Linked DNA regions of Homo sapiens: regions 1 and 2 are each linked to region 3. A link is a contact called in ENCODE Hi-C or POLR2A ChIA-PET data. All regions are on one chromosome and are shown on one strand. The core of a region is the stretch at or near the end of the contact, and the rest is flanking DNA. Distances in the headings are between cores, read along the strand shown. Region 1 has its middle 110 kb from the start of ZNF462. Region 2 has its middle 65 kb from the start of ZNF462. Region 3 holds the start of ZNF462 (zinc finger protein 462).

Region 1 (4,450 bases), core at 1,110-3,609, 110 kb before region 3:
ACCAGGTGGATGTGACTTCCCCATTTTAATGATGTGGAAAGTGAGGTTTGGTGAAGAAAATGTGCCTTATCAAAGGCTGAGCTTCTAGGATGTGGCCAAGCCAGGATTCAAACTGAGGTCTGTCTGAGTTCCGGTCTGCTGCATTCTCCTTCCTGTGACCAGAGTTAAGCTCTATTAAATGACAGACTGCACAAATATGAACTATCTGCAAAGCCTCCAAGCAGATCTGCCATCCTTTTCTACCCAAGGAAGACATAGTCCAGGTTTACTTTAGGCCAAGATACCAAAAGAGGAAACAGGCCATAACTCCCCTAACCAAGTGCACTCATGTTAGACATCAGATTCTTTCCAATGTTTCCTGATAAATGTGTAATTTACTGCTATCAGTTGGTATTGTATAGCAATTAAAATGAAGAAACCCTGTGAATCAGTTTGCCTGGCCTTGAATTCCCTTTATAATATAGTAGCCAAGTAACCTTGGCCAAATTACTGAGACTCTCTAAGCCTCAGCTTCCCATGTATAAATGGGGATGAGAATAATACTTACCTCATAGTGTTATGAGGAGCAAATAAGATGATGCATGGAAAGCACTTAAAACAGACTCTGGCATATGGTGTGAGCTCGATAAATCCCAGCTATTATTATTATCATAATATCTGTGCATAAATCTATCTGCAACTCTAATTGTTTTCTTAGGACAGATTCCAACAAGTAAAATCACTGTATCAAAGGGTGGCTCCTCATACATAGTGCTTAATTATCCTCCAGAAATTTTAGAGCGATTTATATACCCAATAGCAGAGCCTGCAGGAGTAAATGCAACATCCTTCATAGCAATAGACTCAAAAGATATATCAAATGCAGATGACTGTGATACTACAAAAGATGTTTGAATATCCTGCGGTTTTCATGTATATGGGTATAAACTTTCTCTTTTTAATGCCCTTTCAGTCATGGAAAGAACCAAGGCCCTGCTGGTCATCCCAAAGGCCTTTGATTTAAGAGAAAAGAGTTCAATTCCAGGTTCTTATGAGCTGTGAGATTTTAAGCTGGTTCATTCCTCTCTTGTTGCTCAAAAAAAAAAAGTTTTTTTTAAACAGGAATTATATATGGGCAGTATCTTCCTGTCATACTTGTTGTACCTACATATGCAGAGTAAATGTGACTATCCCTGGTGATAATAACTGTCAATATTTTTCTTTTTACATTTTTCTATTAATGCATTGCAATTGTGATTGTTCATATTATTATAGATATTTATTAATATAGCTATTCATATGCTCATGTCCAGTGTAGTTCAACTCCAACTCTACCAAAATCTTGCCATGTGACCAAGGGTTAGTGACTTCACCATTTTGGGTCTCTTTTTTTAATAACATTGAGGGGCTTGATCCAGATGATCTCCAGTGTCCATGTTTCTCTCATCTTGCCTTTCCATTTTTCAGGGTTTCTCAACTTCAACACTACTGACATGATCTGATTCAGATAATTCTGTTTTGTGCTGAAGGGAATGGGGTGGGGTGTGGCTGTCCTGAGCACTGCAGGAGTTTTAGCTGCATCCCTGGTCTCTACTACCCACAGGCGTCCGGCCCAAGTTGTGACAACTGAAAATACCTTCAGACATCACCAAATGTTCCCAGAGGGTCAAAATCATCCCCGGTTAATAATCTGCCATATGCTTAAGGGTGTCAGGCTTTGAGCGTTAAAGATTTGATTTAGAAGGGCTTTAATATATCTTCCAATCACAGAATTCCAAATGACCATGATGCCGTGACTGATTTGAACTTACACTCATGCACATGATACGTATTTGGGAGAAGCCCTTGTCATCTCCAGTGTCTCTTCCACCTCTTGATTTCCACAGGGATAGTCATCTACATCTTTGCTAGAGGTGACAGCTGAAATATCCAAACCATGGGCTTGGGGTCCATCTGACCTAGTCACCAGTCAGGTGCCTCTGGGGAAATTCTTTAGTTTTTCTAATCTTTTTTTCACTTGTGAAATCTGGATGACACCTCAGAGCCACTCGAGGATGACAAAATGTGACAAGCACAAGTGTACCTAGTACCAAGGATGAGGACGAATCCATTTGAGGGAAGCTGTTGCTTTCATTGTTTCCTATTGAATATGATTACCACTCCATTATTTCCCAGCCATAGCCTCGGGGTTTGGACCAAGTTTTCTTTTGACTTAGGTGTTTCCAGTCAGAGTCAAAGAGAAACTCCTAAGGAATGGAGAGGACAAATGGTCCCGTTAGCAGTCAGAGGAATGCTGTGGACTAAGAGAGTGACTTTGGTTCCAGCTGAAATGTCAGCAGAGCGCTGGGAGAAAAGAATCTGTTTAGCAGGTGTGTTTGGAATCTGGCAGAGAGAGCTGGGTCAGGTCCAGGACCACTGAGCTGTTCTGAATGCCTTCTATGTTGACTCTCTGGGACTGAGACTCAGGAGTTAAAGGAGAGAACGTCTAAGGTAAACACACAACAGCCAGACAGTGGCTAGAATTTTTCCTCAGGCTTTCTGTGTCTCTTGCAGAACACCAAGAGGCCGGCAACATGAGTGTGGCCTGAGTCTGACGCCTTCGCCCACCCTCTTCCAGATCACCTGATCCGAAAGAAGTTACGAAAATAGCTCAGAATCTGGGCCTGCCTGGAAGAGACATAAAGATTCATTTACATGGGAAGGTGACTGCTCTGAATATCCACAGACGACGAATCTATGCTAATGGTTCAGTCTCCCACAAATCTGGGATTTATATAACTGGTTCCTACCCTTGTTCCTTGCCAGCAGAAATGCTTGAATTATCTTAATTCCAGAATGTAAATTATTCCAATTCTGAGGCCATCATTTTAAAGCTGTCAAAGTCAATATTTTTAACAGCCTAGAAAAAAATTACAACTGGAAAATGTCTAAACAAGTTGTGCTTGAGGTCTTGAGACAACTTCTGGCAAATATCTGTGCTGAGGTGGATAAATACCCTCCACTAATTTCACAATGAAGGAAGAACATAAATTTCTCTCAACACCAATTCGTGTGCCAGAGTAAATATGTTCGTCCACGGGCATTGACCACTTTTAATCTGTTACCTTCCATTTATGGACTAACCATTTGTCTTTATTTATTAATTTTCTTTTTTTTGAGACAAAGTCTTGCTCTATCACCCAGGCTGAAGTGTAGTGGCGAGATCTCGGCTCACTACAACCTCCACCTCCCAAGTTCAAGCAATTCTCCTGCCTTACCCTCCCAAGTAGCTGAGATTACAGGCACCTGCCACGATGCCCAGCTACTTTTTGTATTTTTAGTAGAGATGGGGTTTCACGATGTTGGACAGGCTGGTCTCGAACTCCTAGCCTCAAGTGATCTGCCCTCCTCGGCCTCCCAAGGTCCTGGGATTACAGGCATGAGCCACCATGCCCAGCCCCATTTATCTTTTAATGTGAAGATTTTTAAAATATATTAATTCTTAAAATAATAATATTCAATACTTGGTCATGAAAAAATAGGAAAAAATCCTTCCCTCGCCTCCATTCTTTCTAAATTTTCATTTCATTTCTATTTTAATCCACTTCATCCATTATTCTCTGAGTGTTACTGTGTGCTGGACACAGATCTATGGATGCTGAGATCTGTAAGAACTTCCTCAAGGTGAGAGAGGAGGCTTTCAAAGGAACTACATCACACTTGATCAGGAAGGAAATGGCAGCTCCTTTTTTAATGTACATATCAGTTTCCATGCAGGTGAATCATCCTCTACCTTATTAACTCTTTCATACAGAAACCTGGGATTGAAGGAAATGAGAATGGAAGGAAAAGACTATACAAAGAAGAATCACATTTATGGTTTGCCTTTGGGGTAGAAGCCATTCTTTTGCACCTGGGGAACTGGCCAGGCTGTAAGAATATGGTGCCAACCAAGTGGCACCTCTGCCCACCATTGCTCTAGATGCCAGGCTAAATGGTCCTTGTGAAATACGGCTGGAAAAATCTCTGTTATGGGCCCATCTCCTATTCAGAGGCTGGAAAACACCCCATTCCTGTAGCTCTGAAGCAGGATTAATTGATTGGTCTCATATGAACCTAAAAGCTGTTAAGAGCAAGGAGGATGAAAAGCAATTCAAATTGCTTTATTACCATTTTCTAGTAAAGTACCAGTTTAGTTCTCAGCCCTACTGTGAAGCAGCGGGTTTCCAGATATTGACTGTGCTGGCATGTGCTCCTAGAAGAGAGGAAACGCCTGGGTCTGAAAAGCAGAAACATCTGCTCAGATCTCTGGCAGGCCTGTTGCTGGAGCTGCTGGGGGTGGTGGTGGTGGGGGGGTGGTGGGTTCCCTCCAGGTGGTGTCACTGCAAGCAGGAGACAGAGGAAGCACTCCCAATGGGGGAGTTCTTGTCTGTGGGTAGAGACTCCTCCTTTTCCTTTTTTTTAAAGACATCATTCACTTAATGTGGGGGAA
Region 2 (4,692 bases), core at 334-2,833, 66 kb before region 3:
AATATGTCTCTAAAGGGCTAAGGATGATCTTAAGGGTTTATGAAGCAGATATCTACCAGGAGAGAGAGAATATTTTTTTCCACCAGAATCCTAGTTTGGGCTGGGTAGGAGGAGGCCCCAGGCCAGTTATTTGAAGCAAATGAATGACCAAACATTGTCATTTTGGGCAATAGTTCACCATTTGCTTTGGATGAATGTAAAGAATTATGGGCAGGGCCATTATTAGACAGCCATAATATCTCATCATTCTCAAGCTTAATGTTGGACAAAAAAGAAGTTGCAGACTAAGGATGCCTTTGAGTTGACTGATGGATATAATTAACCAGAATGGCTTGGTAGTTTCCTCATTGCTCCATATACCATGTCTTCTTAACAATAGGAGCCAGTTATAACAAATCATCAATGAAAGAGCACAGAATTGAAATTTAGAAACATTAGGTTCACATCCCAGCTTCAATCTTGAGCAAATTAATTAAACTTTTAGGGGCTTATTATCCCTATTTGTAAAACATTGAAAATAGTACCACTTTACAGGGTTTTGTTTAAGCATCAGTGGGATAATATATGTGAAAACCTTTATCATAGCACCAAGTAAATAAAGACTTGCCCCCAAACATCAGTACTGGATCAGAAAAACAGCTTGGGCTCCAAATAAGATCATGGTCTGCTTATGCCAGATGTTGAGTCTTTGTTCTAATGATATAGTAGAATGAGTCTTAGCTCTAATGAAAGAGTCTTTGCTCTGTTGAACTTAGAGATCCTGAGTCATATTAGTTGGAGACCAGACCTGACCCATCTTTATATTAACCATCAGCAAATGCATTCTTATTTGAGTGACTAGAAAATTTAGGACTTTTAAGAAGTCGTTGCTTTTCTGTTTGTGATTTTTTTTTAGGTGCTCAACAAGAGAACCTACCTTTACCTCAATGTAAAAAAGCCATAAAAATCTGACAACACAACTGCTTAAATTAAAAAAATATATATATGCAGAACTTCAGACAGAAAAGGTAGAGTATCCCTCAGATTTAGTAAAGTTTTGGGTAGGGAACTAGCTGATTTTAAGACACTAGACTAGAGCTGCCTTGATATTATAACATAGTATGCATGACTAATATCTGGCATAGTTTTCAAACATAAATCTATTCCCCATAAACTTTGACTATGTGTGGCTCCCTCTCCAGTGTAAAATTTTGTCTGAGGAAAATTCCAAAGAGTTTCACTGAATACAAAAAACTGAAGAGAGCAAACTTAACAAATAAGACATTTTGGAAAAGGTCAAAGGATATTTAAGAGAGCTTGCCAAGATAAACAGCATAGGTTCAAAGAAAAAAAAAACTTATAATAAATTAATATTTTAGAATCCAATATATGTCACTCTCCTTGTATATTAGAATGAAATAGACATCCATTTAACAAGTACTCACCAAGGAGAAATTGATTTTGGGGGCCCACTGGACATTCACACCACAGTTTGCTACTGATACAATGAAAGGTTAATGTACCCAGTCACACAGAGCCAGTGAAGGAGGCTTGAGGTTGCACCTCATTCATGACCAAATCATCTTCAGGCAACCAAGAGACTTCCTGGAAACTTCTGTGAGAAGCTGTGGACTTTGCCATCCTGGGCCATTTATCCAGGCATGATGTTTAATTAGTGCACACAAAGTCGACGTGAAGGCTTGGCAACTCATCCTCTCACCCCTGTTGGGTTCATTGCCTCATTAGAAAAGCCCTGGATGACTAACCAGCCAGACAAAACTAACAAGCACATTTTCCACTGTCCACAGTAGCAGTAGCTAACATTTTTATAAAGATATAAGGTTTACAAAGTGATTTTATGTATGCAATACTCTCTGTTGCAGAGTAGCAGACAAAGCACCAGACCTTGGATTTCAAAGACCCGAGTCTATATCTCAATCGTCTCAATCCTGCCATTATGTGACGCTGGAAAGAGTGCTAATGCTGCCTGCCTCACAGGGAGTTGTTGGGATTATCTGAGATAGTACATGTAAACATAACTACCCCTTTGCAGGTGCTCAGTGATGATTGTCGTGACCCAATCTACTGCCTTCCCACTTCTCCAACCATTTAATTTGAAGAGTGAAATTGCCTAAATTGTCTGCTCTACATCTGAAGATATGGTGGCCCCAGAGTGACCCCCTATGTAGATCAGATGGTCAATGACAATAGAGGTTAACTGAGAAGATCATAATAGGAGATTCAGACAGGAAAGCTGGAATAGAAGACAACGTCAGCTAGGTTGACCCATCTTCAGATAAAATCTTATTGCCAATCCAGACTTCCTAGAAATTATTTTCTAGCTAAGCATGATTCTTGTTAGTTGCTGAGCTAATGTGATTATGCTGTATCCATGTGACCAAAGGAAACACTTTGAATAAAACACAGAAGAATGTTAACATTTAACTCTACAATAGAGGTCTTGTCTCTTGCCTCTTTTTCTTCTCCCATGTTTTGTTTCAAAACTCCAGGACTGAGTCCTCAGCTCCCTCAAGAGAAGGGGGCTGGGGCTCACACAGCAACTGTATTTGAAGGAAAGCAGTGATTACCTCTCCTATCTTTCACAGTCAAATAAATATTTACTAAGTAAGGACACATAGCATACATTAAAATTAATGCTTCGCACAGCTTTGGAAATGTCTGTCATATCTGTCAATGTTTCAATAGCTCCACGACTGTGAATGGCTCTGCTGTCTCTCAGTGAGAGCTGCCATTTTCCTGATGGTGCTCTGCAGGAGGCTGGGCCTGATTACACACTCGGAGCCTGAGGACGGGCAGCTAAGCGGACGAAAGCTCAAGGGAGAGAGGGAGAGCTTATAAAGTTATTGTTCAGTGAGGTCTGCGGCTGCTCTACAATATTTTTGGAGAGCAATTTAATGGTGATTTCAAATAAAGAGAGGAAGCTACACCTAATAGGCACATCCGTGTTTATAGACTATTAACAAAGAAAAACTGGAGAAAACTGACAATCATCTTTACTTGGTTAAATAGCCTATGCAGAGTTATGTCTTCTCTGTGTCAAGTTGTCACCAGCCCAAGGGTTTCAGAAAGGACAGTTTACACTTAAAAGATATTGATGTGTGTGTTTCCCCAAGTGTCATTCACCCAATGCCTGTGCATCATGGAGATATTTGAACTTGGATAATTTTCTTTTAGTGTTCTTCGCTCCTCTAGGAACAATGTCAACTCCTGACACTAATCTGGCTACTGAAATGATGGCTTCCAGTTTCATTAATGATATATTTATGATCCTTTTAAAATGCCAGTGATCTACTCTTTTTGGAAAATATACACAGCCATTAAGAAAGCCATATTTTTCAGCTGTTGCTCCTTCCATTGGCACCTCAGTTTCACTGCAGCTACAGTCACCAGAGGATGGAAAGAAATTTGCGGGCTATTTTGGGACAGTGAGAGAAACAGATCTGGAGAGATACAGAAATAGAGAAAGCAAGAGGTGAAATGAGAAATAGCAAACAGAGAGGTATGTGTTACACAGTTGACTACATTTTCCCAAGTATTCAGAAATAAATTAGTGACATTCCTGAATGTGCCGGAATGTCTTGCTTCATTCCAGCTGTGTTTTTTCTGTGACTCATATGTTAGGGTCCCATCTCATCAACTCTGGCATATGAGTGTTCTGATTTAACATCGGTGCTGGCTTCCTGGGTTTTTTTGTTTTTTGTTTTTTTTGTTTTGTTTTGTTTTAGAAAGACGCAATTATTTTTGTTAAGAAGAAAGCCAGTCTTTCCTGTCAATATTTTTATCAATGTATATGCCTCCCCATAAAAGGTATTTTACATTATAGAAATGAGATTGGAAAATAATTACAGAGGTTCTATCTCTAATGCTTTTTGAAGTTACTTGGCTATTTGGAACATGTTTATTACCTCAGTGTAAATGGCAAAATAAATAAATAAATAAGCTTGCATGTATAATTCTAGCACTGAGAAGCAACTGAGGTATTCATTTGGGTTTCCCAGAAGCAGAACCTGAGATGAGGATTGTTTCATCGGTGACCTACTAAAGAAGGATTCTCTGGAGAAATTGGTAAGCGTCGGGAAATCAGAATAGGAAAAAGGAAGAAGCTGAACATGATGTAATATCAGGTGAAGTTCCAGCCTCAACCTGAATCTGTGGGGAACTCTGGAGGATATTTAATGTTGCAGTTTGGTCTACACTGGGGCAAAGGAGCTGGAATTTCATACTGCTGCACCAGTAAAACATTGGCTTCAGATGCCCTCAAGGGATGTAAACTACCAAGCACTTTGGCTCTCGGGAGGTCCAAGCAAAAATTGTCCAACAGCTCAAAAGTGGTTCTCTTCAGAAGGTCACTAGTATAAGCTGTTAGAGGCAAAGCAGCCAGAAGCTGTAGGATGGTATACAAGGGGATTTGTCTGGATCACCAACAGCATCCACTACGACATATGACCTTCATTTATTCACCAAATAATCATTTAGTGCCTACTGTGTGCCAGGTTCTGGGCGAAGTACTAGGCTTATTAAAGTGAACAAGAAATTATTTTCTGAAAAAGTTCAACACCCAGCAGAAGGAATGGGATATAAAGTGGTCACTAAAATATAATGTGTTTGGTGCTTCAAGGATAAAAGTACTATGAAACCATATAACAGCCAAGAGGGGATGTCATGAAAAACTTCAGAGAGAACATAATCTTC
Region 3 (4,990 bases), core at 2,431-4,930:
GGAACGAAATAGCAGGAGTGTGAACTTTCTCCTGTTTATCTTAATGGTCTGCTAATGGCAAAGCATAATTAGTTACTTAAATGCCACGTTTACTAAGGTTTTTACGAAAATCTTCAGCCACAGCGCTTTCCTTGACTGACCCAGCTTGTATTTATACAGTTTTATCATTTGAAAAATTGTCCCAAATAAAAACAAGAAAAAAAAAAAGCCCATTCCCCTTATGTTTAACCTCTTTCAATTATTTTCACTGGAGAGTTAAAGCGTTTGTGACTTCTAAAAAGTCGAAAAGATTACGTGTATGGCATCATTAATTGAATTTGTATCGCCCCCACATTCAAGAAGCAAGAGAGTTTTGCGATAGTTCGCTTCACAGCTTCAGGAAGTCAATTTGCTTCTAAACCAGAAGACCGAGTGTGTCTTCTCAAGACCATCGTGTGGTGCCGTATTTTTGATGGAAAGTTAACCATTGTACCTTTCCCCCATGCACCCACACCAGAAGCCTGAAAGCCACCATCTCCCCGTCGGTCTCTGGATCTCCTCGCTGCCTTTGTCCCTTCTAGACGTGGAGGCTTGGAGAGGAGGTTTGGTTTCCAAGGATTGGAGCGCTGTGAAGGGCGGGGCCATTCCAAGTCCATCTCCCCTTTTTGTCCTCTTCTCCCGGGACGGGAGGGTGGAGCCAAGTCCCCCCGCGGCCGGTTCGGGAGCTTTCTCTATCTCGGTCGCTCGAGGTGAGTGTGAAAGGGCGGCAGCCCGTTTAATTGCAGCGCAGGTTAATTTCTTGAGTTCACCGCAGTCGGTCCGCCAGCCGCTTCCCCGGTCTTTGCCAAGTGGGTTTACGAGGTCTGAGGCGTGTTGGGGCGCGCTCACGTTCTCGCAAAAGGCTCCTCCCCAGGGCTCAATTCCCCGACTGCGGGAAGCCCTTTGGTGCCCCAGGAGCCTTGGAAACCCAAGGTTTCCTCTGACCTCGTCGCTCCTTTCTCCCTCCCCACCGCCTGGTTCCCTACGTCCCTGCCCCCAGGGAAGGACGGCCCCCATCTTAGGACTTACGACCCAAGCCAACCCAGAAGGTACCTTCACGTCGATGAAGATTTTATCGCAGCCTCCAAAACCCAGCAGTAATAGGAGCTTTCAACCTGAAATACGATTGTTATTTTCCCGGTGCAGAGCTTGACAGAAAAAGTCAGCTTTTTATTAAAGACAAAGAGGTAAATTATCAGCCGGGACAGTGGAGGGACGGCGGAGACCTGGCGCGCTTCCTCCGGTTGCCACGAGGAATTTATGGGGTGGCGGCGGCCAGCGCTCAGACACCCCCCGGGTCCCGGTGGGGAGGAGCTCGGGGCAGGAGGACTTCCCTAGGTCCCTCCGGGCACTCGGAAGGGGGAGTCCTCCCAAAGCCGCACAAAGCCGGGATCATTTCAATCCGGAACAGCCTCAGCGTCCTCCTCCTCTCTCCTTTCTTCTTTCTCTTCTCGGTGACTCCCGTTCCCCTTTCGCCTCTGTCCTTTCTGCGCCTTGTTCTCGTCTCCTTACTTCTCTTCCCTCTCCTCGCCTTTCCTCTCCCTCCCCCTCCTTTCTTCTCCACCGCACGCGTAGAGTGTCATTTATTTATTTATTTATCACCCCCGCCATCAACACCCTTTTAGGGATCCCGAGCTTTTCAATGTGAGTGGGAGGAGAAAAGGGCAGGAAGTGTTGACTGGAAGTGGGTGAAATCGTGCCTCGGGGTGAGAGATTCTGCTCAGGAATATAGGGTCGGGAAAATCTTGGAAAATGAGGATTTAGATCTGTTTATGAAGCCCCGCTATCGGATGGGAACCAACTCCGCGCGCGTCTCCTCCTCTTCCTTTATTGTATGGATTTATAGGTATATATCTTCTCGGACTGTTGCTTGGGGGGAGGGAGGAGAAAGGGCGAGTATTTAAAGAGGACAGACTTGCCCAGGATCCTTAACACCGCGCCTTCACCGGATGCGCGCTCCTCAATGCAAAGGAATCCAGCAACATCCCCAATTCAGACGCGGACAAAAGAAACTTTAATTAAGGTCTCTTTCTGCCCCGCGCGCTGCGCGTTTCTCTCTCCTGAGGCTGTTGATGTCCAACTCCAAGATCCAAGAAATAGAAATGGTACAATCAGCCCATGCCCTTGAACTTCAATTGCTCCTGACTTGCTGCATTGATTTTTTTGATACTGTAGAACCCCCATCCCCAACCCCCACCGCTCCCAGTCCAATTAAAACCGTAGGAGACTTTCGACCTGGTGGTGGAGGGGGGGAACCACTCCTTTGCAAAAGAGATAGTTCAGAATGATACGGGAGAGATTACACTAAATAAAAATTCAAGGTGTGAAAGCTTCATCTTGGCTCGCGTGTCTTCAACACCATGACACCTTATCATTAAGAGCGCTGATTGTTACTTTCCGAGCCTTTAGATGATCAGCCAGAAAGTGCAAACAACGCGGGGCTGGAGGGTGTAAAGTTATTTAAGCAGGCGTTCTTTTTTTCTTTTGGTGCGCAGTCAAAACATTTCACAAGTTAGGAAAAGAAAGTGGTGGTTCCGAAGCTCGGAATGATGGGCTCTTTTCCTCCTCCACCCCCCCACCTTCCATATCAGGAAAGAAATAAAACGCACAATGAGCCTTTATTTCAGGAGAGAAGACTTCAAAATACGTGCCAGTAATGGACAATTTGAGCTTTTCACTGGAAATACTCACACCGCAAGCTGGAAAGGGATTAAAAAGCCCCACGTGGTTGATCTGGGTTTATACTTGCAACCTCCAGTTCCCCACGTATGTTCTTTGCAAAGGTTGGCCTCTAGATGGATGCAAGTAAGGGACCCTCTGGGGCTCGGGCTCGGCGCCTCGGGCAGGGCTGACGTTGGGAGCGCTATGAGCTGCCGGGCAGGGTCCTCACCGGGGGCTTCCTCTGCGGGCCAGGGCTGCCGGGCGCCACCGGGACGCGAGCGCGCACGCCTCGGCCCGGCGGCCGCGCTCCTCGCACCGCCTTCTCCGCAGGTCTTTATTCATCATCTCATCTCCCTCTTCCCCTTCTCCTTCTCCTTTGCCTCCTTCTCCTTTGCCTCCTTCTCCTCCTCTTCCTCCCCCTCCTCCACCACCACCTCCTCCTCCTCTGCCGCCGCCACCTCCTCCTCTTGCATCTCACTGGCCTGGCTCTGAGTGACAAAGACAATGTCCCAGCCTTAACTTTGCAACCACCTTGCCTCCTTCTGGGGTTCAGCAGGGGGGAGGGGGAACAGCAGCAGCAGCCTCAGCATCTCCTCCAGCTTCTCCTTCTGCTCTTCTCGAGCTCTTGGATAATTCTTCCTCTTTTTTCCCCTAGCCTTTTTCCTCATTTCTTTCTTTCTTTCTTTTTTTCCTTCCTCTCTGCTGCACGTTGTTGTTGTTATTAGAAAGGCTTCGCGCACCCCCTGGTGCTCCGGCGTTTTGTGTGGCAGGAGAAGATTGTCTTCCTTCTCTCTTTCTGTCTTGCTTTCTCTCTCCCCCTGGTTGCTCATTATTCAGAGAGAGACACAGAGGGAGGGAGAGAGAGAGAGCGCGCGAGGGAGAGGGAGGAGAGGAGAGAGAAGAGGAGAGAGAGGGGAGAGAGAGAGTGAGAGGGAGAGGGAGGGAGGGAGAGAGAGAGAGAGGGAGAGAGACGGATATCTCAGGTCATCTGCAGCTGCAGCGAGTCTGAGGAGCCGAGGAAGGCAGGGAAGATGGCGATCCTCCATTGCTGAGACCCGGCAGAAGCACATGAGACTCCCAAACAACTTCCACAACAATAACCCGAGCAGGAAGAGGAGAAAGAGAAAGAGGATAAGGAGGCGGTGGGGCTGGAGAACCCGAAGCACCTCCCGGCGCCGGGACGCTTCTTCTGTAAGTTACTGCAATTAACAACCACCTCGGGGTGGTCCGAGTGCTCCGGGGAAGAGAGCGCGGGGTGGTGGAGGCACAAACGCGCTCATTCATTCGGCCAAGGAGGGTTGGAGGAGCGGGGAGGAGAGGAAGTCCCCTGCATGGACTGGCTGTTGGAAGAGGAGAAGAAGCGAGAGAGAAGAGGAGGAGGGGGAGGAGGGAGAGCAGGAGGGGGAGGAGGAAGAGGAGGAGGAGAAGCGAGGGAGGAAGAGGAGGAGGAGGAAGAGGAGGAGAAGGTGGTAGTGGTGGCAGTGGAGGTGGCTGTGCTTTTCCTGCTGGCTGCTGCTCCTGCTGGGGGGAGTGAGCGCGGTGGCTTAATTAATTTCGTGTAGTTCTATGAAGAGAAGAGAAAATGAAAGATGAGTGAGAAGAGAGCTGGAGGCTTAGGACGGATGCTCCGAGTGTGGGGACAGGAGTAGGGACAGAGGGGGGCGGAGGGCGGGAGGCCGGAGACCTGAGCCGAGAGCCAGAGGGAGCGAGCGAGGGTCAGAGGAGGGAGAGCTCCGTGCGAGCGGCCCCGACCTGAGCGGGTTGACCTCTTTCTTTCTCTGTCCCTCTCCTTCCTTTCCCCCTTCTGTCTGCCTGTCCCCCGCCCGATGGCAAAGCCGTGCGGATTGGCAGCCCCCCTCTTCCTCAGGTATTTGGCTCTCTCTCTCTCTCTCTCTCTCTCTCTCTCTCTCTCTCTCTCTCTCTCTCTCTCTCTCTCTCTCTCTCTCCCTCTCCCCGAAGTTGGGATGCGGGGTCGGGATGTGTCGGGGGGTGGCTGCTGCAGCTGCTGGTGCCGGTGCTGCTGGTGAACAGAGAGGCGAGGAGCGGGGGGCACCGGCCGGGTGGGGGGCGCAGGTTCAGGAGCGGCTGAGGAGCTGTCTCCAGGCTGGAGGTTCAGAAGCGTCTGGTGGAGGAGGACAACGGTTTCTGGAGAGGAGAAGCCATTACACACGCTTGGCTCTCCTCTGAGGAAGGGAGAAAGGAAGGCAGGGGCCTGGGGGGGCGTCTCACTCCTGGTGCAGTTCCCAGGGGTCTGCCCTCCTTCCAGGCACGAGGGGAAGCCGCAGCCGCCCCCCATTGGAGCAGCCCCTCT

Evidence for each region. Hi-C counts contacts between places; a loop is a spot of excess contacts on that map. ChIA-PET counts read pairs that join two places held with the same protein, here RNA polymerase II (POLR2A). Pooled maps may share reads with other maps.
Region 1: a loop to region 3 is called in a map of psoas muscle, with 4 times the contacts of the local background. The contact joins the enhancer-like site here to the promoter of ZNF462 in region 3. A Hi-C loop is called at or near these places in 3 of 168 maps with a recorded cell type or tissue (GM12878, gastrocnemius medialis and psoas muscle), 6 of 37 single-sample maps with no recorded cell type and 7 of 50 pooled maps. POLR2A ChIA-PET finds 5 or more read pairs at or near these places in 1 of 52 experiments (HEK293T).
Region 2: a map of endothelial cell of umbilical vein shows a loop between it and region 3 (7-fold over the local background). The contact joins the enhancer-like site here to the promoter of ZNF462 in region 3. A Hi-C loop is called at or near these places in 7 of 168 maps with a recorded cell type or tissue (Caco-2, MCF 10A, PC-9 and 4 more) and 4 of 50 pooled maps. POLR2A ChIA-PET finds 5 or more read pairs at or near these places in 6 of 52 experiments (A549, Caco-2, HEK293 and 3 more).

What each region holds. Positions count from the first base shown.
Region 1 is chr9:106,753,477-106,757,926 of GRCh38, forward strand. No RefSeq gene overlaps it. Among named protein-coding and RNA genes, the nearest start is that of ZNF462, 110 kb to the right of the region's middle. Within about 2 kb of position 2,360, at least 6 of the 41 ENCODE cell types and tissues checked have a DNase peak (open chromatin) inside an H3K27ac peak, as active enhancers do; they include gastrocnemius medialis and psoas muscle, where a contact is called at or near this core.
Region 2 is chr9:106,795,813-106,800,504 of GRCh38, forward strand. No RefSeq gene overlaps it. Among named protein-coding and RNA genes, the nearest start is that of ZNF462, 65 kb to the right of the region's middle. Within about 2 kb of position 1,584, at least 2 of the 41 ENCODE cell types and tissues checked have a DNase peak (open chromatin) inside an H3K27ac peak, as active enhancers do.
Region 3 is chr9:106,859,486-106,864,475 of GRCh38, forward strand. ZNF462 (zinc finger protein 462) reads left to right here and starts at 3,681. Exons shown (of 13, transcript NM_021224.6): 1 at 3,681-3,870. It overlaps LOC105376204 (a long non-coding RNA gene), which reads right to left and starts at 1,035. Exons shown (of 1, transcript XR_005646978.2): 1 at 1-1,035.